2 separate regions of the Homo sapiens genome follow, and region 1 is linked to region 2. A link is an interaction called in ENCODE POLR2A ChIA-PET data of the cell type or tissue named here. Cell type or tissue: PC-9. All regions are shown on one strand.

Region 1 (2,500 bases), 270 kb before region 2:
TGTTTCAGTTGAAAGATACAAAACTGAGAAGGAGGCTGGCATATTCCGGGTGGGGAGGAGAACTAGGGTCTGGGAGTGTGGATGGAATAGTGGCAGATGACAGGGCTTTTAAAGCCAAGCAGGGGATTTTAAACTTGATGTGGTAGAAAATGGGGCTGCGTCAGGCACAGTGGCTCATGCCTGTAATCCCAGCACTTTGGGAGGCCGAGGTGGATGGATCACTTGAGGCCAGGAGTTTGAGACCGGCCTGGCCAACATGGTGAAACCCTGTGTCTACTAAAAATGCAAAAAAAAATTAGCCAGGTGTGGTGGTGCCTGCCTGTAATCCCAGCTAATCAGGAGGCTGAGACATGGGAATCGCTTGAGCACAGGAGGCAAGTTTGCAGTGAGCTGAGATCACGTCATTGCACGCCAGCCTGGGCGACAGAGCGAGATTCTGTCCTCCCCCCGAAAAAAAGAAAGAAAATGGGAAGTCGCTAAGGACTTTGACTGGGAAACTCTTCCCTCTCTCTGGTATGGTTGGGTGATGGGATCAGAAATCCCCTCCTCACTTCTCTAGGGCTCATCTTTTGTATCTTTGGCGTCACAGGGAGACTCAGGGGGACCCCTCGTCTGTTCCCTCCAAGGCCGCATGACTTTGACTGGAATTGTGAGCTGGGGCCGTGGATGTGCCCTGAAGGACAAGCCAGGCGTCTACACGAGAGTCTCACACTTCTTACCCTGGATCCGCAGTCACACCAAGGAAGAGAATGGCCTGGCCCTCTGAGGGTCCCCAGGGAGGAAACGGGCACCACCCGCTTTCTTGCTGGTTGTCATTTTTGCAGTAGAGTCATCTCCATCAGCTGTAAGAAGAGACTGGGAAGATAGGCTCTGCACAGATGGATTTGCCTGTGCCACCCACCAGGGCGAACGACAATAGCTTTACCCTCAGGCATAGGCCTGGGTGCTGGCTGCCCAGACCCCTCTGGCCAGGATGGAGGGGTGGTCCTGACTCAACATGTTACTGACCAGCAACTTGTCTTTTTCTGGACTGAAGCCTGCAGGAGTTAAAAAGGGCAGGGCATCTCCTGTGCATGGGTGAAGGGAGAGCCAGCTCCCCCGACGGTGGGCATTTGTGAGGCCCATGGTTGAGAAATGAATAATTTCCCAATTAGGAAGTGTAACAGCTGAGGTCTCTTGAGGGAGCTTAGCCAATGTGGGAGCAGCGGTTTGGGGAGCAGAGACACTAACGACTTCAGGGCAGGGCTCTGATATTCCATGAATGTATCAGGAAATATATATGTGTGTGTATGTTTGCACACTTGTGTGTGGGCTGTGAGTGTAAGTGTGAGTAAGAGCTGGTGTCTGATTGTTAAGTCTAAATATTTCCTTAAACTGTGTGGACTGTGATGCCACACAGAGTGGTCTTTCTGGAGAGGTTATAGGTCACTCCTGGGGCCTCTTGGGTCCCCCACGTGACAGTGCCTGGGAATGTATTATTCTGCAGCATGACCTGTGACCAGCACTGTCTCAGTTTCACTTTCACATAGATGTCCCTTTCTTGGCCAGTTATCCCTTCCTTTTAGCCTAGTTCATCCAATCCTCACTGGGTGGGGTGAGGACCACTCCTGTACACTGAATATTTATATTTCACTATTTTTATTTATATTTTTGTAATTTTAAATAAAAGTGATCAATAAAATGTGATTTTTCTGATGACAAATCTCCCTGGTGCTTGTATGGGAAGGAGTTGGAGTACATAAAAAGGAGAAAATAACAAAGGTGGACTGCACCCTAGAGTTTCTTATGGGACTGCATCTCTGGACTTAATGGAGCTTTGGGAGGTAGAGGTTAGGAGAGCTGTAGGGCAGGGCCACCACAGCACTTAATGTATACAAAGTTTCCCCAAACCACAATCCCATGGCTGTGTAAGTAGTGTACAGGCTTAGTGTCAGCTCCCAATTGCCTCCTTAACCTGATGCCTTTGTGCAGTGCACATCTTGTACAGCTGTACATGGTGGTCTTCTTTAGGGTTAACTCCACAACAGTCTCTTCACTCTGCCCCCAACAATCCTTGAGCTGACCTCAACCAAGAAGAACACCTGTGGCCAGGTGTAGTGGCTCATGCCTGTAATCCTAACATTTTGAGAGGCTGAGGTGGGAGAATCGCTTGAGCCCAGGAGTTTGAGACCAGCCTGGGAAACTTAGTGAGACCCTGTCTCTGCAAAAAATAAAAAAATTAGCCAGGTGTGGTAGCACATGTCTGTAGTCCTAGCTACTTGGGAGGCTGAGGCAGGAGGATCCTAAGCCAAGGAGTTCAAGTTTACAGTCAGCTGATTGTGCCACTGCACTCCAGCCTAGGTGACAGAGCAAGACCCTGTCTCAAAAAAAAAAAAAAAAAAAAAAGAAGAAGAAGACCTGTAAGTGAAAATTGCTGGCCAGGCTCAGTGGCTCACGCCTGTAATCCAGCACTTTGGGAAGCCGAGGTGTGTGGATCACCTGAGGTCAGGAGTTTGAGACC
Region 2 (2,500 bases):
GAGACGGGGTTTTACCATGTTGGCCAGGCTGGTCTCTAACTCCTGACCTCGTGATCCGCCCACCTTGGCCCCCCAAAGTGCCACCGCTCCCAGCCACATTTCTTTCATTATTATTATTTTTTCTTTGCTAACCCCTAGTAGTCATTCTAATGTACATTTCTTATATAATTAACATTTTCTTCTAAGTACTCCTTTAGCTGCAGCATACAATTTCGATGTGTTCAATTCAAATTTCTATTTCCATTGTGATTTTTCTGGTCCACAGGTCATTTAGAAGTTTATTGTTTCTTAATATTTGGGGATTTTTTAGCTATTTTCAATTTTACATGGTGTTCAGGGAATGCGTTGTTGACATATTGTGTACATATCTGTACCATATATCTGTAAATGATAAGTTGTTTATCATTTTAATCCTTTGATAGCTACTGAGATTAGTTTTAAGGCCTACCCTGTGGTGGTCTGTTTTGGTGAATGTTACCTGTGTCTCTAATTCCGCTCTGCAATATTTTGAGGTTTTCAGTGTAGATATTTTATGTATCTTTTATTAAATACGGTGTATACTGCAGTTATTGAATTTAGTGTTCTATAATTTATCAATTAGGTCAGATAGTTTTATGTGTTTGTTACTATATAACTGAGATATAATTCAGCTACTGTAAAATGCACCACTTAAAAATTGCACAGCTCAGTAGTTTTCAGTATATTCACAAGGTTGTACAGCCATCGGCACTATTTAATTCCAGAACGTTTTTGTCCCCCAAAATGAAAACCCATACCCGTTAGCAGTTACTCTTCATGTCTCCCTAACCTCTAACCCCTGGCAACCACTAATCTACCTTGTCCCTACAAATTTGCCTATTCTGAACATTTCCTAAGTGGAATCATATAATATTTGGCCTTTTGTAGCTGGCTTTTTTTTTTAACTAAGTATGTTTTCAAAGTTCATACATGTTGTAGCGTGTATCAGTATTTCATTCTTTCTTATGACTGAAATAATATTTCATTGTATAGATATGCCCCAATTTATCCATTTATCACTTGAGAGATATATGGGTTATTTTCACTTTTGGGCTGCTATGAATAATGGTGCTATAAACATTCATCTACAAGTTTTTGTGGTGTTCTATTTTTCTATTTCCCCTAAGGGTAGAATTGCTGGGGCATGTGGTAATTTTATGTTTACTTTTTGAGCAACTGCCAAACTATTTTCCAAAGCGGCTGAATCACTTTATAATTTGCAACAGCAATGTATGAAGATTCCAGTTTCTCCACATTCTTGTCAATACTTGTTACTGTTCTAGTCTTCGCTGAGAGGCTCTGTGTGCTTGTTGGAGCACACTTTCAGCACTCAACCAGGCTTTCAGTTCATCCATAGCCTTGACTTCCTGTTTTGCCGAGCTTCATGCTCAGTCAGTGGTGATTGCTTAGGGCCTTCTCAGGTCTTTCTTGAGTATGCCCATAGGCCTGGGCACACTGTTTTCATCTTCCAGGGTCTTAGGAATTTCAGAACTTTTCAAAACTCCCTATGGACATCTCATTCTCCTACTTTTCCTTTTGTGTTTTTTGGTTAGCTTGTTTGCCCCAGCTGCTTCAGGGAGCTGAAATGTTAAGCAATTGTAGCTGATTGTTTTTGACAAATAAATACCTTGGGGGAAAAGCCTGTTAGCAATGGGCAAGCTCTGAATCAGGTTAAATATTAGGAAGTCTTGGGAGTGGGGTTTTTCAGGGAATTGCTAGTCAGCTCAAATAATAACTGTACTCTGAAAATGGGACTTTGAAGGAACTCTAGCCCTGTTCTGTCACCTCCACTGGCTGCTAGGCTCCAGGATTCCACAGATTGTGGTTTGCTGCTTTTCAGGGCTAGCCTGGAGCTGGGAAGAGGGGCATGGGAATAAGGCATGTTAAAATGCCACAAAGCTTGCTATTCTTACTGAGATGCAGCCATCTTTTTTTGAATAAATGCTCCTTGGATTGTTGCAAACTTTTTGGTTAATATTCAGAGTTCTGAAAAAGGCTATTTTTGACTTTTTTTTTTTTTTTTTGAGATGCAGTCTTGCATTGTCGCCCAGGCTGAAGTGCAATGGTGTAATTTTGGCTCACTGCAACCTCTGCCTCCCAGGTTCAAACGATTCCCCTGCTTCAGCCTCTGGAGTATCTGGGATTATAGGCACCTGCCACCATGCCCAGCTAATTTTTGTATTTTTAGTAGCGACGGGGTTTCACCAGGTTGGCCAGGCTGGTCTCGAACTCCTGACCTTGTGATCTGCCCGCCTTGGCCTTCCAAAGTGCTGGGATTACAGGTGTGAGCCACTATGCCCGGCCCAAGTCTTGACATTTTTTTGCCAGTGTTCTTGTTGGTTTTATGGAAGAGAGGATTTTTGGAGGTCCTTACTCTGCCATTCCCAATGATGTCACCCAATTTGTTTTTTAAGCATTAAAAAAAATTATTTTAAAATATAAAGACAGGGTCTCACTATGTCAATTAAAAAGACAGGGTCTC

Evidence for each region. ChIA-PET counts read pairs that join two places held together with the same protein. Peaks named below come from ENCODE experiments on the same cell type or tissue, not always from the same donor. Only the 100,000 strongest peaks of a DNase experiment are listed, where the experiment ranks them.
Region 1: POLR2A ChIA-PET joins it to region 2 with 7 read pairs; 2 of 35 experiments call an interaction of 5 or more read pairs at or near these places.

Annotation. Positions count from the first base shown.
Region 1 is chr10:73,915,800-73,918,299 of GRCh38, forward strand. It overlaps PLAU (plasminogen activator, urokinase), which reads left to right. Exons shown (of 11, transcript NM_002658.6): 11 at 590-1,695. The coding sequence ends at 766. C10orf55 (chromosome 10 putative open reading frame 55) reads right to left here. Exons shown (of 5, transcript NR_160938.1): 2 at 720-842. Among named protein-coding and RNA genes, the nearest start is that of C10orf55, 5.7 kb to the right of the region's middle. In PC-9, no CTCF peak of the experiment used is centred here; no DNase peak of the experiment used is centred here; H3K4me3 peaks cover 24 bases; H3K27ac peaks cover 1,487 bases.
Region 2 is chr10:74,188,957-74,191,456 of GRCh38, forward strand. All of the region lies in intron 1 of ADK (adenosine kinase), which reads left to right. Among named protein-coding and RNA genes, the nearest start is that of ADK, 39 kb to the left of the region's middle. RefSeq lists an enhancer at 1,254-1,313. In PC-9, no CTCF peak of the experiment used is centred here; DNase peaks (open chromatin) are centred at 1,285 and 1,675; H3K4me3 peaks cover 2,073 bases; H3K27ac peaks cover 2,500 bases.